3 separate regions of the Mus musculus genome follow, and regions 1 and 3 are each linked to region 2. A link is a loop called in an ENCODE intact Hi-C map of the cell type or tissue named here. Cell type or tissue: heart. All regions are shown on one strand. Each heading gives the region's core, and the rest is flanking DNA. Links, peaks and the distances in the headings are about the cores only. Region 1 overlaps Fut10 (fucosyltransferase 10). Region 2 holds the start of Tti2 (TELO2 interacting protein 2). Region 3 overlaps Dusp26 (dual specificity phosphatase 26 (putative)).

Region 1 (6,485 bases), core at 675-5,674, 66 kb after region 2:
AACTTCTTCCCTGGTCAGTGCCTCCTCCCAGCACGCTCTAGTGGTCTTGCATGCAGCTGCTTGCCTCTTCTGCTGCTTCGCTCCCCATTTCGCAGCCTCTATCCATGCTGACTTCCTTTCTTCTCGTGTAATTACCATGCTACCTGCTATCTGAAACCACACTGCTGCTTTCTCCTCTGGAATGTTCCTTCTACTCCCTAATTCTCTTTGTTCCACTCATCCACTCATCCTTCAATCTCAGCCTGTATCACTACTACCCTAGGACACCTCCTCTAACCTGCTGACCAGGTCTAGCCTGCCCTTAAAACATCTCACAAGTCCTCTGAGTTCTGATGTAACATTTACCATGTGACTGATCGCTGGGTGCCTTTCCTACTGTGCTGTGAGCTTCACAAAAATGAGGGCTTTTGCCATTTTACTTCCTATTGTATTTCTAGTCCTGAACATACTCCCCCCCCCCCCCCCCCCCGCCCCCATGCCAAACACTGAAAGAGCTGCCCTGGCCAACCTAATCAAGAGTTTTGTGGCAAGAGTAAGCTGTTCCACATGATGACAAGAGGGGGCAGCAGAGAGCTGTCAGAGTAGAAGCCTCTGTGAGGTTAGCAAACCAGGCTTGTCCGGCTCTTTAATTAGGAACAGACTAGGAGAGGGAGAAATGTCAATTTGGAAACCGAGAGGCCAGAGAACGATCTGTTCAGAAGAAAAATGGGGTGAGAGTGAGAAGGTTCTAGCAGGAGTTCAGGAGAGGAGGCTGGTGAGGTTTGTGAGCATGTCTTAGCCCCTGGCTGGGTGTCCTCATTCACGGCGGTCCTTTCCAGGGCTGGAAAGGATCCTGCCCCAGTCATGCTGCAGACAGGCTAGTCCATGAGGATGGGAGCCGCTGTGTTCTGGCCAGCAGCTTCTTTTCCTCTGGGAGCTCACAGTACATAGAGAGTGGCAATTCTGTCCCTCCACGAGATTTGAGACTCACAGGCTGGACCTTGAGACACGAGGAAGAAGGAGAAGGGTAGGAAGTAACATTTCCAAAGTGCCCTGTGTCACAGACACAACAAAGTCTGTCTGGTAAGATTACACTTTAACGCATTTGAAAGGTGGATGTATTCTGCTCTGCGGGTTACAGTCGTAAGTGTCGGCCATTCATCAGGCGGCTAATCTGAATTTTAACCTTAGCCTCGTGGTTTACAAATCTGTCTTTCTGATATGTACTCAGAAGACACGGAGACTCCCCCCACATTTTTTAAAGCTTCTTCTTGTGTAAGGAGAGCATGGTCTCTTTTTACTCCTGTGTTACACGAGGACTAACATTTTTATGAGGGAGGTGGAGAGTTCAGCTTGGCTCACTTGAGGGCTCTGGGTTCCACCCCCAGCACCACACACAGAAAAGCTGCGCTGGAAACGGTTACCCTAATTATGTGTGTGTTGGTTTCTGGGAAGTATTTAGGTTGATATCCACACTCTGTGTGGCTGGCCTGTAAAGGGAACTCTGTCAGGACCTTCCTCTTGATTTTATATGGAAACAAGCAAACATTTTGGGAGGGTTTCTTGGTCAGAGTGGCTCCCCGTGTAGAGAAAGGAGTTATCAGCTCACAGCTCAGGAACCAGCTTTAGAATTATTCCGAGTTTCTGTGAGGTCCTCTGGAGAGAGTCCCCTCAGGAGAGCTTGCTCTTACGCCCACCCTCCATACCCCCAGTACCTCTATTGCCTTCACTGTCTCCATGGTCTCCACTGCAGGCACTGTGCCTGCTACACCCACTGCGCACACTGCACCCACTGCTTCCTGTGTGCCCACTGCCTCCACTGCATGCACTGTGCCCACTGCTCTCACTGCATCTACTGAGCCCACTGCACCTGCTATGCCCACTGTTCCCACTGCCCCCACTGTGCCCACTGCACCCATTGCCTCTACTGCACCCACTGCCTCCGCTGCACGCACTGTGCCCACTGACCCCACTATACCCACTCTATCCCCTTGCACCCTCTGCACTCACTGCTCCCACTACTTCATCCACTGCATTAACGGTGCCCTCTGCCTCCACTGCTCCTACTGTCCCCGCTGCCCCACTGAACCCACTGCACCTACTGCACTCACTGTAGCCCTACACTCCCTGCAGCCACTGCACACACTGCCTCCATTGAGCCCACTGACCCTACTACACCCACTGTACCCCTTTGTACCCTCTGCGCTCACTGCACACTGCACCCACTGTGCCCACTGGGCCCATTGTTCTCACTGTCTGTCTCTCCTGCCCCTCAGTACCCAATGCCCTCACTGTGTCCCCTGCACTCACTGCACATATTACACTGTAGGCTTTGGCTTGCTATGCCTGAGCACCCTAGCCCAGGTCCCTGACTTCACTGTCCACAGAGCCCGTGTGGCTAGGAGGTCTGTGGCCTGGGATGGAAGAGCATCATCTCAAAAGATAGAAAGCCAGCAGAGTTGAGGGCAGTGCCCAGCACTGTCTCTGTTACCTTAGCAGCTGAGAACTGAGCACGGGCAAGTGCTTTTGGCAAGGGAGAGATATGTGACTCTATCAAGTACTAAATCATGCTGAAGAATTTCACAGACGCTAGTGGTAAATCTGTCGTTAACACCGTCTTTGTCCTTCTTTGCACTAGTGTGGCCTGTTACTATCCATTTTCACCCGCAGGAATGACTTGTCTGTGACCCCTTCCCATTATCACCTGCGGGATAGTATCTGTGTTGCCTTGTTTTTATTAGGTAGATTTGATCAAGCAGTTACTAACGGTGACAGCAAGCTGCTCTTCAGATGCCTGCAGATGTCAGTATAGCCGTGGAAGTGGCTGCTGCCACCGGCACCTTCCGTTCTCTGTGCACATGCCCTGAGTCATGTTAAGTTTCTCTCCTACTCTGCTTTTAGTTTGGAAAACACCTGTCGATTCACAAGGAGCTGAGAACGGCAAAAGGGCTCTGCTCTCCAACCGAAGGAGTATTTGCTGGGGACTTAGAACACATTTCTCTCCCAGTTAGCTAATTTTCAGGATGCTTTAGTGAAACCTTTTGGAAGAGACCACAGTGAAGATATACTGTCAAAGAAATTATTCTAGTCAAATTCTGGGACCTAGAATTAGGAAACGGAGCACATGGAGATGATGGAGGATCTGGTAAGTGAGCTTCATACACAAATTTCAGGGTGTTTTCCCAGGAGGTGACACTAGAGGGCAGTATGCACGGGTTAACGCTGGTCAGGGAGCAAGGATTTCTATTCTTCCAGTTATGTTTGAAAGTGTTCTTGCATCACTCTTTAAAGCTTCATTTTATCACACAAAGGAATAAAAAGTGTTAGTGTCTATGCTACCAGAAGTATTTTAGGATGAGAATTTTGATAATTCTATCTAGTTAATATTTAGATCTAATGTTCAAAGTCAAACTTTATCTTTTTTTAAACCTTTACATAAACAATTTATTTACTCTAAAGGGCAACACAGACAGAATGCCATATAAACACAAAGGAAGTCGTGCAGGGTGGAGATGCTGGCCAACTTTAGATCTGAGGCTCATAAGCAACAGCCCAGGTTTCTGAAAAGGGCGAGGGTAGGGAAGGAGAGGCAGTGTGGTTCTGTCACACAGCCAGATAGAAGCCAGAGCTCTGAACAGTGGGAAGCATGCCTGCGTCCCAGCACAACTGGAAGAAACTAGCTGCTAGGGGCTTACCAAGCACAAAAGTTTATCCCTTTACAGCACTTGAAATACTGACATCACTATTAAAATAAAAACAAGTTTTACTTAATAATCAAAACCACAAAAGACTGGATATGCCAATGGCGGAAATGCAAAATTGCGCCCGCTTAACCCTCCCAGATGACTAGTAACTGTACGGATGGACTTAGCTGCAAAAGGTTGTAAACCAGTTCTTGGTAAGCCAATCTCTTCCTCGTCATGGAGCCCAGGGCCCCGGCTTATGAGGGGGCAAACGTCTTTGCTTGTGCTCGGACCCTTTACTTATATTCCACCCTGCTTTGGCAGTAAATTGTGTAGGTCTCTGCTTGAGCTGGGTCTTGAATATTTGGTTCATTTAGAAGTTCTTGTATTCTTAAGATCTGTCTGATGGTGATAGCTGGCTCCCAGTCCTTGTCTTCCTCCAGGACAGACAGGCATACTGTGCCAGAAGGATGCACGTTCGGATGAAAACAGTGGTGGTTCAAATTTACATTTTTGGTGGTGAGGACGGATAGTCATCTTTGAAAAGCCTACTTAGTTTGAACAAGCCTCCTTCCCACGGAGTCCCCTTCTTTCCAGGGATAGCACACTCCCAGTTCATCAGGTTCATCGTACCATCAGAGTTCCTTGTCGAGACAGCCACAAAGCCAAAAGTGTGGAAACTCCAAGGTTTCCTTTCCTGCACAAGTCGGCTGAGGGCCATCCCGGACATATTCAAAGTACCAACAAAGGGACAGGAACTTAGAACCGTCCGCGCGCCCCCTGGTGGTCATCCTGGCGCCTGCTCCATCTTTCTTTTTTATTTTTCTCTTCTCTCTTCTCTTTTTGGAGGCACTCAGAGCTATGAGTTTCCCTCTTAGGAATGCTTTCATTGTGTCCCATAAGTTTGGGTATGTTGTGGCTTCATTTTCATTAAACTCCAAAAAGTCCTTAATTTCTTTCTTTATTCCTTCCTTGACCAAGGTATCATTGAGAAGAGTGTTGTTCAGTTTCCACGTGAATGTTGGCTTTCTATTATTTATTTTGTTATTGAAGATCAGCCTTAGTCCATGGTGATCTGATAGGATGCATGGGACAATTTCAATATTTTTGTATATGTTGAGGCTTGTTTTGTGACCAATTATGTGGTCAATTTTAGAGAAGGTACCATGAGGTGCTGAGAAGAAGGTATATCCTTTTGTTTTAGGATAAAATGTTCTGTAGATATCTGTCAGATCCATTTGTTTCATCACTTCTGTTAGTTTCACTGTGTCCCTGTTTAGTTTCTGTTTCCATGATCTGTCCATTGGTGAAAGTGGTGTGTTGAAGTCTCCCACTATTATTGTGTGAGGTGCAATGTGTGCTTTGAGCTTTACTAAAGTTTCTTTAATGAATGTGGCTGCCCTTGTATTTGGAGCATAGATATTCAGAATTGAGAGTTCCTCTTGGAGGATTTTACCTTTGATGAGTATGAAGTGCCCCTCCTTGTCTTTTTTGATGACTTTGGGTTGGAAGTCAATCTTATCAGATATTAGGATGGCTACTCCAGCTTGTTTCTTCATACCATTTGCTTGGAAAATTGTTTTCCAGCCTTTCATTCTGAGGTAGTAGTGTCTATCTTTTTCTCTGAGATGAGTTTCCTGTAAGCAGCAAAATGTTGGGTCTTGTTTGTGTAGCCAGTTTGTTAGTCTATGTCTTTTTATTGGGGAGTTGAGACCATTGATATTAAGAGATATTAAGGAAAAGTAATTGTTGCTTCCTGTTATTTTTGTTGTTAAAGTTGGCATTCTGTTCTTGTGGCAGTCTTCTTTTAGTTTTGTTGAGGGATTCTCTTCTCTTCTCTTCTCTTCTCTTCTCTTCTCTTCTCTTCTCTTCTCTTCTCTTCTCTTCCTTCTCCTTCTCCTCCTCCTCCTCCTCCTCCTCCTCCTCCTCCTCCTCCTCCTCCTCCTCCTCCTCCTCCTCTTCTTCTTCTTCTTCTTCTTCTTCTTCTTCCTCCTCTTCCTCCTCCTCTTCTTCTTCTTCCTCTTCTTCTTCCTCCTCTTCTTCTTCTTCTTCCTCTTCTTCTTCCTCTTCTTCTTCTTCTTTCTTCCTCTTCCCCTCCCTTCCTCTCCTCTTCCTTCCTTCCTTCCTTCCTTCCTTCCTTCCTTCCTTCCTTCCTTCCTCTCTCTCTCTCTCTCTCTCTCTCTCTCTGTCTCTCTCTCTCTCTGTCTCTCTCTGTCTCTCTCTCTCTCTCTCTCTCTCTCTCTCTCTCTCTCTCTCTCTTGGGAAATTGGACTATGGATCCAGTGCGGGGACTACAGTGTTCATCTGTCAGTGTCTGATTCATATACTCACCACTCTCTCCTTATTTCATTCAAACTTTATCTTTGTTTAAAAATAAAACAAACAAATAAACACAACAAAACAAAAAACTGTTCCTAGTGTGGTGGCCCTTGCCCATAATCCCAGAACTCAGGAGGCTGAAGCATCAGGATTGTGATGCAATTCAAGGCAATGTAGGAAGGAAGGCTCTGTCTCTGGAACAATAAAAATAAAAATGGTAGTTCTTTCCTTTTATAATTACTGATCCCAAAACTGTCCTCTGGAATTTATGTTTGTGTGTCTTCTCTCTCTCACCTTTTTCTTTTTGGTTTTTAGACAAGATCTCATGTACCCAGGCTACCTCAGATTCTCTGTATGGCTGAGGATGGTCTTGAACTAGGGATTCTCTTCCATCTCCCAAATGCTGGGATTGCAGTTGTGTGCCACCATGCACCATTGCAGCTCATCCCCCTCCCTCCCTCCTCCTCCTCCTTGGATGGAAGTGTGGCCTAAGAGCTTCGTTAG
Region 2 (6,296 bases), core at 1,297-6,296:
ATCCTGAGTTGGCCCAATTTGCAGTTTTCTCTATGGGTCTAGTGCCAGCTTGATTTAAAGAAGAAGAAGGAGGAGGAGGAGGAGGAGGAGGAGGAGGAGGAGGAGGAAGAGGAGGAGGAGGAGGAGGAGAAGAAGAAGAAAGAAAAGAAAGACAACGCTGCAGCCCTGACAAAGCCTACGCATCCTGTTTCCCTGCCCAAGAAACACATTACGAGGCGATAGGAAGGAAGTGAAGGAAACATGGTCTATGGCTGCTTACACTGTATGTTCTTCACAGAATACATGCTGGGAACTTGGTGCCAGTAACTCTCTCAGGTTGGAGTGTTGGCACAAGTGAAGGGTCTCTGTTGTCAGCCTATGTGAATTTCCTCTGATTTCCTGAAAAAGCAATTGCCACCATCATGATGCCCATGTCAGATGATGCCCACAGCAAAGCGAATGGATTATACTGTTGCACAAACAGTACAAAATGGGGGACCTAAAATTGGGGAGAGTGACATAACTCAGAGCAACTGAGGCTGGGGGATTTATTCTGCAGCCGTTGTCTTGTTTCACAGTGTTTTGAAATCTGTGTCAAACCAAGTTTGCGCCACGGAGACCTTAACAGCCAAAACAGGAATAATTTTGTGCTTCAGTCCCCGTGGTTGTTACTCTCAGGAAAACAAAGAAACTAGGTTGTTCTTTTTTACTTTCTTTCATTTTTGTCTTTCCTTATGAAGATATTTTCGTCTGGGTTCAGCATTCGTTTTAGATTTTTATTTTTGGAGAATAGTTTGATGAGAGAATGCAGTCGAGCTTGGCCTTGAACTTCAGACCGTCGTTCGCCAACCTCTCAAGTGTTGAGATGACAAATGTGTTCCACCACAGCCCAAACTTGTTGTGTCAGTCCTCGGGAAGGCTGGGAAGTCTGGGAAGTCTTGCTAAATGTTTAAGACTTTCTTGCAAGTGACTGTAGTCTTGTTCCCTGTTAAAGGAAATACCTAACATTTAATCCCTTTATCCTAGCTGGCACTCATACATATTTTGGATAGATATGTAAGTATGTCATTGTCTTAGTCAGGGTTTCTATTCCTGCACAAACATCATGACCAAGAAGCACTTGGGGCGGAAAGGGTTTATTCAGCTTATTCTTCCACATTGCTGTTCATCACCAAAGGAAGTCAGGACTGGAACTCAAACAGGTCAGGAAGCAGGAGCTGATGCAGAGGCCATGGAGGGATGTTCTTTATTGGCTTGCTTCCCCTGGCTTGCTCAGCCTGCTCTCTTATAGAACCCAAGACTACCAGCCCAGAGATGGTACCACTCACAAGGGGCCCTCCCCACTTGATCACTAATTGAGAAAATGCCCCACAGCTGGATCTCATGGAGGCATTTCCCCAACTAAAGCTCCTTTCTCTGTGATAACTCCAACTTCTGTCAAGTTGACACAAAATTAGCCAGTACAGTCATATATGTGACTTGTAAGACGTGAGTTCATACTTTTCCTGGCTTGTTTGTCTCCATCTTCTTCTCAGTCCTCCTTCCCTTTATTGACACTATCCACTCTTCCCTCTAGGTCCACCTATGCTGTAAGTCTGGGTTGTAGTGTTGACCTGTGCATGAATCTGCACAAACCCAGCCCTGATATATTCTTAAAGTACTGTCTTATACACGAGGCCCCTTATTACCTTGGGCATTGTTCAAGCACCGTTTAGCAAGGTTACTTGATTTAGCACCACATCTCTGAAAAAAGAAAGGGTCGGAGAATGTTCCACCGAGGAGCTTCATCTTGGGTTCTTGCTGTATGAGCTGGAAGCTACTTATTTACCTTGTGGTCCAGGCTCATACTGTTACCTGTAACTACTTGATTCTCTTCCCACTGTTACGGGGGGTTCCATCATGTTCCACACCTAAGAAGATGTCTCAATGGTCCATTACCACTTTTAAACTAAAATTTAATATACAAACCATCATATTCCATTCCATATTCACTAAATTTTTTGCAGGATTGGGCAATCACTATCACATCCACAACTTTTTTAGCATCCTGAAAGAAAACTCCTTAATTATCAGCCATCCTCCGTTTCCTTCTCCCATCTCCTAGCAACCACTGGTCCATGTCATGCCTTGATTGGTATGCATATTCTGGGTATTTCGTGTCAGTAGAATCATATAGCATGTGCCTTTGTCACTGGTTTATTTATTTTGCCTTGAAGGTTCTTCCATTGTGTCATATGCATCAGAATGTCACTTATAGCTGAGGGTGTTGTTCAGTATGTGCTCAGCATGGGTAAACTCAGCACACATTCAATTCCCAGCACCAAGCACTCTCACCAAACAGCATGGAAGAAACCAAGATCTTTCATTAATTATATCTAAGTAAACTCCCATCGTGTGTTTCTTTCACCCTTCCTTCACTGTGCTAGCTTTTGTTATCATAACAAGATATCTGGGTAGTTAACTGATGAAGAAAAGGGGTTTGCTTCACAGCTTCTAGAACATTGGGCCTGTGGCCCATCATCCAAGGATTCCACAGCAGTATGGTCACTTACGTCATAGGCTTGTTTGGATATGAACTCTAACCCCAAAGGCCCATATGTTAAAGGCTTAGACTCTACTTGTGGCACCACAACAACATGGTAGAAGCTTTAGAAGTAAGGCCAAAAGTAAAGGATTTACATCAACAGAGGGCTGTGTTCAAAGGAGACACTAGAAATCTGGTCCTAGTCAAATCCCCTGTTCCTCTCACTCTGCCCCCTCCCCGTGTGTGTGTGTGTGTTTGTCTGTCTGTTTGTCTGTCTGTCTGTCTTTGACTTTCTTCCCAGATGCAGCATTTTCTGTTTCTTTTCCCCCACCGTGATCTACTGTGTTACCACCAGCACAAAGACAGGGAACACCTGAGACCACAAGCCAAACTAATCTTTCCCTCTTTTTAGGAATAGTCTCAAGTATTTGTCTCGGTAATGCATGACTGGTAGGCAAAACCTGCATAGCTCACAGTTTTGGTATCTCCCAACAGGCCCACCTCAGGGACCCCCTTTGATATGGTCATTAGGGTAATGTAAGCTACAGATAGCATTTATCTCTTTTTCTGTGAACTGATCCCACTGCCTAAGAAGATTGTGGCTGTGAACATCCATGTTCAAGTTTTCGTACTGGTACAAGAATTTAGTCCTCTTGGCTATACATCAATGAAGACAGTTGTTAAATCTGGTTCAGCTCTGTGTTGACCCTGTTTACTTTGCAGAGAAACTGTCAGACTGTCCTGCAGCAGCTGCACCGCCTCATGCGGGGCGGCATTGCGTACCGTCTCCCCAAATCCTTGGCCAAGCATTTTCAGTGCCACTCTAGGGAATGCGACTTGACAATTCATTCACTTATTCATTCTTTATTTATTTTGAGTCTCATGTGACCCGACTAGCCTTGTACTTCTGACCCTGCTGCCTTGACCTCACCAGTGCTAGGTGTACAGGCACATACCCTATCCCCAGTCTCCTGTCCTGCTGGAGGTTCTAGTCCATTGCCTGTGCAAACACACTCCCAACTGAGCCATGTTACTGTTTAGCCCAGGCTGGCCTGGATCTTCCTGCTTTAGCCTCCTTCAAGTTGGTATTATAGTCATGCGCTACCACACCTGATTTTCTCTTAAAAATAATTATGTAAGGGTTTCACATGATTTCCGAGTTAAAGCGATAAAAGTACACATAGAGAGATCTTGCTTCTATTCCTTCATTCTGTTATTTCCTGACACATAATTGTTTATACATGTTATTTACCTTCCATTTCTACTTTAACACACAAGGAAATGCATATATCTTACTCTCTATCTTTCCTTCTTTCTTACAAGAGAGCATCTATCTACCCTTCCTCCCCTCTGCTCCTTCCACCTATCTATATTCCCAGAGTTCCATGGTGTTACACAGAGACTGCTTTTTCTCCCTCACTGCAGCTGCACCAAGCTGCATTGTGTGGACGCAGCTCCATGTAGCTGCATTGTGTGGGTGGTCAATCCAGCCTGTCCTCTGTGCGTGGACATGGGCATTCAGGATACATTTGTTGCCTTGACTAAATTGTGCCAGGCACTAGATAGAAGTAAAGGCATGGCTGGCTCGGGCTTTGGGAAACCCAGCGAGAGATCTCAACAATACAGAGCACTCCTCAAGTCTGAAAGGCGTCTGGATCCACTGGACACAAAGGGCACATGCTACAGAAAAGAAACGTCCCACACAGTACAGACACAATAACCTCTTATTGACTGGCCTCAAGCTGCTTTTGTTAAGGGAAGGTTTCTCTTGGAAGTGGTTAGCAGTGATTGATCAGAGTGCCACCAATTGGTCAGAGTGGGAAAAGCCAGAAGAAAGAGGTTCCGAGTTAGAATTCTAATCACCAGATTTTCTTGGAAAGAAGAAATGTAAATTAATGTTGGTGCTGTTGCATAACAATGGGAACTAACACCTCTATGAACTTTATGCTGATCAGATATTGTTCCCGGCATTTATGTACATTAAAAATTGTCCCAACAGTCCTAAGAGATGGGGACCAGTAATTATCTACATTTGTTTCCCCAATACAGAAATTAAGACATAGAGATCTGAGCTATTGCCGTTTGCAAGAGGTCACACAGAGAAGTGAAGGGGGGAAAAAAAGCCACACAGGCATCACTGGTAGTGTAGTGGCAAATAGTGTAACACTAAGAAGAGCATGTCTTGGAGTGGAAAGATGGTTCAGTTAAGAACATGCCATGGCTAACAAACTCCAGAAATTCAAGTTCAGAGAACTGGACACTGTTTTCTGGCTTCCGCGGGGACCAGGGGGGGCACCAGGTACACATATACGCATGTGAACAAAGCATTTATACACATCAGAGTAATAACTTAATAAAACAATTTTTCTTAGAAAGAAGTGAATTGTACCAGAGCGACTTGTAAGAAGCATAACTCTGTCACTTTCAGTTTCTCTTAGGAATGGAATGTACTTTAGTAATAATGTATTAGTCCCAGGTACCCTGGACACTTTCCACTACCTAACCAGTAATCCTACCTGACTGAACCAAGAAGTAAAAAACAGGGCATAACTCTAATCTACACAAGAACCAGAAGTGGAGGATCCTCCTAAGTTCATGTCAGACGGGTAATGTGCCCACGTCGTAACAAGGTTTATGGGCGGCACATGTCACGCAATGGCGTGAACACCCAATCATCACGCTTTATGAACCAGAAAGGATCGGCCTTACTGTTAGCTTGCGAAGTATCGAGTAAGTCTCACCAGTTTTTCAAAGAGGGTGACTAATATGCTGCCGCTCTATTTAGCTTTTGCACACAAAATCTAGTACAATTTCAAACTGTTACTAGGATTTTGCGAGAATTCTCTTGTTTCTAGCCTAGCAGATGAAATCAGGAACAAACTTAATGAGCGAACGCTTAGTTATGCAAATATATCCTTCATGCTCCACCTTTTACCCCTTCCTTCTCTGACGGACTGTTTGTTGCTTTCTGGTCGCGAGTCGTAAAAAGAAGCGTTGCGGCTCCGCTGGCGGAAGTTAGTTTTGCTTTACGGCTACAATGCTCTCCAGGGCCGGAAGTTGCGGAATACAGCTACCGTACTGGAAGAGCGCTTGGTTTCGGGAGCCTTTTTGGTGTCACGGTTCAGTAGTTTGTCTTTAAAATTAACTGTTTTTTTTTTCTTTTTTGAGTTTTCGGAAAGACAAATTTCGCTACGTGTTAGGAGCTTGAGGCTCTCCTATTTTTTTTTCGAGACAGGGTTTCTCTGTGTATCCCTGGCTGTCCTGGAACTCACTCTGTAGACCAGGCTGGCCTCGAACTCAGAAATCTGCCTGCCTCTGCCTCCTGAAGCGTGCGCCACCACTGCCCGGCTTGAGGCTCTCTTCTTACAGCCACTTTACTGGGTGGATTGACACTCGATCCTTGCGTCAAGACAGTGAGACATCTCGCCTTTTAGCTGTGCCTGGTTTTAGTTCTGTTCGTTGGGGGACACCGAGCCCCGGACGACCTTCCCTCCGAGACTCCAGACACCATCCCCATTTGGTCTCTGTCCCCCCCCGGGGGGGGCGGGGGGGGCGAGCCCAGCCCCTCCGGTGCGACTAGGAATGAAGCTGGACAGTGCCGAAGAGAAGTCGGGGGTCGGCTGCTCCCTGCCTGCAGAGGGCTCTCCCCCGGCCCTCGAACCAGCCTTCTCCAAGATTCTGAACCGTCTCAGCCGCCCAAAGTCATCAGGACAGGGCGGCGCAAGAAATGCGGCTCTTAAAGACCTCGGCGCTTTAATAGAAGCCGCCGAAGGTGACAGATTCTTTGAGGGGA
Region 3 (6,485 bases), core at 432-5,431, 52 kb before region 2:
GCGTGTGCCACCACTCCTGGCTTTGTTTGGCTGGTTGGTTGGTTTGGTTTGGTTTGGTTTGTTGTTTAGGAAAATCAGTCTTTCTTGAAGTGTTCTAGCCTCTGGTCAGCTAGAGCGCTCTATCTAATGTGCACTTCCTCACGTGAAATCGAAACTGGTTTTTCTTGAATCCTTTGATCCTAGCCCTTTAGAATCCTACAGGGCAGTGAAAATTCCACTTCCCAGTATTTGATGATAGCCATCTTCACCCCGACCCGAGTCACTAGCCATTTTCCTCTCTTCCACCTCGTTAGTAAGTACAGCAGAGGTACACAGCCAACAACAGCACCTAGCCAAGTTTCCTGGTACCATGGGCTTCCCTATGCCCCTTCTAACTTCTCTTTAACACAGGGACATGGCCAACAACCGCCGTGAGCTTCGGCGCCTGGGCATCACCCACGTGCTCAACGCCTCACACAACAGGTGGCGAGGCACCCCCGAGGCCTATGAGGGACTGGGCATCCGCTACCTGGGTGTGGAGGCGCACGACTCTCCAGCCTTTGATATGAGCATCCACTTTCAGACGGCTGCGGACTTCATCCATCGGGCGCTGAGCCAGCCAGGAGGTAGGAAGGAAAAGCAGAAAAGAAGAAAAATAAAAATCAGGTGTGGCATTTAGAAGCCCCGGGGGGGGGGGGGGATCAAGGATGGAGCAAAAGTTTAACCATAAGATGGGCTGGAGAGATGGCTCAGCAGTTAAGAGCACTGACTAGTTCTTCCAGAGATGCTGAGTTCAATGCCCAGCAACAACCTGGTGGCTCACAACCATCTGTACTGGGAACCGATGCCCTGCTCTGGTGTGTCTGAAGACAGCTACAGTGTACTCACATATATAAAATAAATAAATACATACATTTAAAACAAAAACAAAACAAAATTAAGACAAAATGCATAGGACCTAACACTAAGGAAAAAAAAAATCCTTTCAACTATCTTTTTCAGGCTAGTATATTAAAAAGTGATGAAGGGCATATTTTAGGGCCATCTACCCATGGCAAGCTGCTCCTAGATGCTAAACTTACAAGTGTCAGTTTTTAAAAAAATATGTTTCCATGCTTTCCTGTCATTTTTAACCTTAAACGTGGTTCTTAAATTCTTAGTTGTCCAGGAAACACTGTTAGCCCTCTGTATTGCTTGACTTCCACATCACTAGTTTCAACCAACAGCAGACTGAAAATATATGGGGGCAGACATACATACAGAATGTCTAAACTTCTTTATTTCTTTTTGTTTGTTTGGTTGGTTGGTTTTGGTTTCTGGTTTTTTAGAGACAGAGTTTCTCTGTGTAGCCCTGGCTGTCCTGGAACTCACTTTGTAGACCAGGTTGGCCTCGAACTCAGAAATCCACCTGCCTCTGCCTCCCAAGTGCTGGGATTAAAGGCGTGAGCCACCACACCCGGCTATCTTTTCATTATTCTGCAGATAGTATAGCGTGACATCTATTTATAGAGAATTTGCATTTTATTAGTGGACACAAGTAATCTAGAGATGACCAAAAGTATATCACGGGGCTGTGTAGGTTTTTATACAAAGGCTGTATCATTTTCTATGTGGGAATTGAGAATCTGCATGTGTGTTAGTAATGTGTAGGTTGTCCTGGGATCAGTCCACTCGGAATATGAAGAAACAATTGTATATGTAGATAAACATATATTCAGTAGTTGAGGGAAACAACAAGATAGACAAGTGGACAAATAGGGTATAATGTCACGTGCCCATCAGTCCCAGCTACTCCAGAGACCTCCACAGCAGCCCTGTTGGAACCCAAGCTTGAACTGAGCCTGAACAATGAATCAAGACTCAGTCTCAGATACCAAAAAGAAACTGAAACCATGAAAGAAGAGTTAAGAAGGGTCTGAGGGGATGGCTCGGTCTGTAAAGCACTTATCAGGCAAGGGTGCTGCTGTCTCCTAGCACTGGAGAGGCAAAGATAGGAGGCTTCAGAATGCCCTTTCTATTCTTTTTTTTCCCAGGCCTCTCCCCTCTGCCAGGGACCCTCGTTACTTGTCTTGAAGTGCTGGGAATCCAGCTCAGGGACTTGCTCATCCTAAATGCATACATACATGCTCAGCTATTAAGCATACATGCGTGTGTATGTGTTTGTGTGCGTGTGCACATAGGAATGCGCATGTGTGTGTAGAGCGTGCACATATATGTCCCATGCTGTATCTGCAGAAGCCATGGGGACAATTTTGTGGTGTCAGGTCTCTTTACATGGTTTCTAGGGATAAAACTCAGGTTGTTAGGCTTGCGTGGAAAATGCCTTTACCCAGGGACCCATCTCACCAGCCCAGGATCTACATTCTCGGCACCACTCTTCCTCACCCAGTCCTGTCTCCATATGCCACGGGCTTACAGCCTAGTGGACCATGCTGAGCTCTCCCTAGCCTCTCGCAGCCCCCCCCTTCGCCCCCCAGCAGTCTCTCAGATGTTTCTGCCTTCCTCTTCCCAGGGAAGATCCTGGTGCACTGTGCGGTGGGAGTGAGCAGATCCGCTACCCTGGTGCTGGCCTACCTCATGCTGTATCACCACTTCACCCTTGTGGAGGCCATCAAGAAAGTCAAGGACCACCGAGGCATCACCCCCAACCGGGGCTTCTTGAGGCAGCTCCTAGCCCTGGACCGTAGGCTGCGGCAGGGTCTAGAGGCATGAACTGAAAGGAACCAGGCCAGGTCTCTGGGTGGTTTCCTGGCTCCCAGCTGGGAAGAGAAAACCCAAGTGACAGGTAGTAGAAAGACCAGACAACCCATCCTCCCTCAGCAGCAGGAGAGTGAAGAGCCCCAAGACCACTGTGGCTCTTTGGGGATGGGGATGGAGAGCCAGGTTGGGCAGTGTGATGGGTAGGGGCTGCTGACCTGGGAAGGAAGCAGCTGAGCTGTAAGAGGATGGTTGTGTGGTTAGGCCAGTCCTGGGTTAGAGCAGGGTGTGCCCAAATGACTCAGAATCTCTTCCCCTCATTGTGTTCAAGTGCCCCCCCCCAAACAAAGGACCACTGCCCTGAAGTACGTGAGCAGTGGGGATGTCAGGGTTGCAGACACATAGATGTGAAGGAAGGTGGTACAGGTTGCAGAAAGCAACATTAGAGTCGGTCGGTCAGTGATGGAGTGGTGTGAAAGCCACCAATGCAGAGGGAGCAGGTTGTAGGTTATAGCTGTGCAACTCCAGGAAGAGGGAGGTGTGTGAGGACTGACATGACACCCTACGGGAGCTGCTCAGGGTCAAATAACTTGGAGTCTTTTAGGTGGTCATAGTCTCACTGAAAACCATGCGTCTGGAGTTAAAAAAAAATAAAGAGGTGAAAAAGAAGAAAGTGTCTTGGCGTTATTAACAGTTTGACCCCTTCCTTCTGGGAACCCCTGGCTCACTTTCTAGCCACCAAACCCTTCACCAATTCTTATACAACACTATGAAAGCTTGAGCTGTTATTTCCAACTTATCCACAAGGGGGCAGCAGAGGACCAAAATCTGGATGTCTGCAGCTATTTGGCAGTACTGTCCAGAGGTGAGCCACCCAGGGACCTTTCATCTTCCAAGGATAGGTCTCTCTGGCTCCTAGGGGTGATGAGACAACAGAATACTAATCCTAAATCAAGATTAGCCTAAGTGTTCTACTGTAGGCGCCAAAGTTTAAGGGACAGATCCTTCTAGGTTTTGCTCAGAGGAGTGTAGACAAGCAGGAAGAACATGCTATCTCAACTACCAGGAAGTCATCGCAACTCTAGAGAAAAAGTAAACCATGTTCTCTTTTATTCTGATAGTATATGTCAGAATGGAAAAAGGGGATAGAGAAAGCGCAAGGAAAACATACAGGGGGGAAATGAGCCAGCAAGATAGGTGTATGCTGTAACGCTCTCTCTCTCTCTCTCTCTCCCTCTCTTTCTTTCTCTCCCTCTCTCTCTCCCTCTCTTTCTCTCTCCCTCTCTCTCTCTCTCTCTCTCTCTCCCTTCTCTCTCTCTCTCCCTCCCTCACACACACACACACACACACACACACACACATACACACACATTTTCTCTCTCTCTTACACACACACACACAGACTCTCACAAAAGTATGCACTAAAAGTTTTCAAGACACTTATATACGAAGTGTATAAAAGTGTATAACTACTCCAGAGCGTAGAAGCTAGAAGTGACTCTCACAAAGTGTGGCTTCTAGAGAATATATGGATAAAGAACGAGTTTCAGGATTATCTTCCAGGGTGGATTCTAGATTGTTATTCGTTAATGTCCTAGCTCTATTTCTGTGTTTTACTTCATCTAAAGCTGGGAGGCTCCTTCACAGATTGCAGCTCGACTGTCCAAGAGGCACAGACATCTGTCTCACCTCTGTGCAGCACCAAGCCCTTGCTTGAACATTTCAGCCAACGGGATTCACCACCTCTTAGTCTCGTTTCCAGACAGTGGTTCTGGCTTCTTCCATGGGACGATCGTGGTCATTTCATAGGTAAGACTCAGCTTCGCATCTAAATGGCCACGGGCTCTAGCTCCACCTTTTACAAAACTTTCCCCATCTCTTGAGACAGAGAGGGAGTTCTCTGGTTTGAACCTAGTTCGAGTGGTTCTCTTCTGACCCGGTCCTTTCAGACCAAGAGCTATTTGTTCCCAACCATCTGCATTTGTCGTATTTCCGCTTACCCTACAGGCTGGCCAATACTGCATTCCTCCATATTTATGGGAAGCAGAATTCACACCTCAGAATATGCAGATCCTGACTCTCCAGGGAGACCTGTGAGATGAGGGGATAGCAGGCTCATTCGCTAAGGATTCAAAGTGTGGTATCCTCTGAGGACCCATTTATCAAAAGGACAGAGAGAAGCCTTCATCAGAAATGCGGATTCTAATCAAAATAGGTTGGTTTCCTACTAGAGCCATGAGCCAAAGCCTGGCATGGTAGCACACATGTGTATAATCCCAGTACAGGGCGTTGAGACATTGAGGCAGGGCATCATTACATAGAACATTTCACAATCAATTTTTTTCCAAAGGTTGATTTGTTTGTTTGTTTGTTTGTTTGTTTAATGTAGCTGAGTACACTGTAGCTGTCTTCAGACACACCAGAAGAGGGCATCGAATCCCATTACAGATGGTTGTGAGCCACCTTGTGGCTGCTGGGAATTGAACTCAGGACCTCTGGAAGAGCAGTCAGTGCTCTTAACAGCTGAGCCATCTCTCCAGCCCCACAATCAATATTTAGAAAGTGTCAAATGAATTAAACATAATTAAAAATAACGGATGGGAATATGACTTAGTGGTAGAACACTTGCGTACATTTTTTTTTTTGCAAGAGAGCCTGTATTCAAGCCTTAGCACAACAGATGATGGTGATGGTGATGGTGATGGTGATGGTGATGGTGATGATGATGACGACGACGACGACTATAAATAATTCACGCTCACAGAAGGATCCACTGTAACTATGATTACAGCAGTATAGCATGCAATAGAATGGTCATCTTTCTTTAAAATCTACAATGCGGGCTGGAGAGATGGCTCAGTGGTTAAGAGCAATGAATGCTCTTCCGAAGGTCCTGAGTTCAAGTCCCAGCAACCATATGGTGGCTTATAACCATCTGTAATGAGATCTGACGCCCTCTTCTGGTGTGTCTGAAGACAGCTATAGTGTACTTACATATAATAATAAATAAATCTTTTTTGGGAAGGAGTGAGCGGGGCCAGAGTGAACAGAGGTCCTGAGTTCAATTCCCAGCAACCACATGATGGCTCACAACCATCTGTACAGCTACAGTGTACTCATATACATACATACATACATACATACATACATACATACATACATACATGCATACATACAAAAATCTTTTTTTTTAATCTAAAATGTGTATTACTAATAACATGTTCCAGTGGCCACCTGCATATTTGTTCAGTCTGACTGTGGCCTGAAAGGTTTTGTGTTTGTTTTCATGATGAGTAGCTTGAGAATTTGACTCTCACTTCTAAAGAACGCATTTTGAGATTATCTTCCAGAATGGATTAGATGCTGTTATTCGTTAAATTCCTAGCTTGATTTCTGATGCTTTGATGAGACATCTTGCCAGAAGTCGACTTAGGGACAAGGGGGCTTTATTGACTTGCCTTTTCAGGTCACTGCCCACTGTTTCCTGGGCAAGGCAGAAACTTAAAACATCAATGTCCACTGTCAAAAGCAGAGAGAGAATAAATCTAAGGATTGTTGCTTGTTTGCTCTAATTCTCAGCCCAAGCTTTCTCTAATCTTTCACAGTCCGGGGCTCAACATAGGGAATGGTGCCTCTCATAATGGACTGGGTCTCCCTGTCAATGACCCACTCACCACCCCCAACCCCCAACTTGTCCACAGGCCAATCTGGTCTAAATAATTCCTCATTAGGAACTTAACTTCAGCTTGTACCAAAACTCTTTTGAGAGTTCGTTATCTGATGTTTCTTTCTCAAAGTAATTTGGCTAA

The links. A loop is a pair of places that touch in the nucleus more often than their neighbours do. Peaks named below come from ENCODE experiments on the same cell type or tissue, not always from the same donor. Only the 100,000 strongest peaks of a DNase experiment are listed, where the experiment ranks them.
Region 1: it touches region 2 in a loop (2.2-fold over the local background); 2 of 42 quality-filtered maps call a loop at or near these places.
Region 3: it touches region 2 in a loop (7-fold over the local background); 27 of 42 quality-filtered maps call a loop at or near these places.

What each region holds. Positions count from the first base shown.
Region 1 is chr8:31,210,961-31,217,445 of GRCm38, forward strand. The region is part of intron 3 of Fut10 (fucosyltransferase 10); the gene reads left to right. It also overlaps the pseudogene Gm8051. Among named protein-coding and RNA genes, the nearest start is that of Fut10, 27 kb to the left of the region's middle. In heart, for the core only: CTCF peaks have their summits at 3,171 (motif pointing right) and 4,444 (motif pointing left); a DNase peak (open chromatin) is centred at 721; H3K27me3 peaks cover 656 bases.
Region 2 is chr8:31,144,765-31,151,060 of GRCm38, forward strand. It overlaps Tti2 (TELO2 interacting protein 2), which reads left to right and starts at 5,552. Exons shown (of 7, transcript NM_144927.3): 1 at 5,552-6,296. The coding sequence starts at 6,086. Snord13 (small nucleolar RNA, C/D box 13) reads right to left here and starts at 5,194; the gene lies at 5,097-5,194. In heart, for the core only: a CTCF peak has its summit at 4,311 (motif pointing left); DNase peaks (open chromatin) are centred at 5,157, 5,507 and 5,937; H3K4me3 peaks cover 2,036 bases; H3K27ac peaks cover 1,891 bases.
Region 3 is chr8:31,093,698-31,100,182 of GRCm38, forward strand. It overlaps Dusp26 (dual specificity phosphatase 26 (putative)), which reads left to right. Exons shown (of 5, transcript NM_025869.4): 4 at 391-605; 5 at 2,492-3,349. The coding sequence ends at 2,691. Among named protein-coding and RNA genes, the nearest start is that of Dusp26, 7.4 kb to the left of the region's middle. In heart, for the core only: a CTCF peak has its summit at 3,475 (motif pointing right); a DNase peak (open chromatin) is centred at 3,484.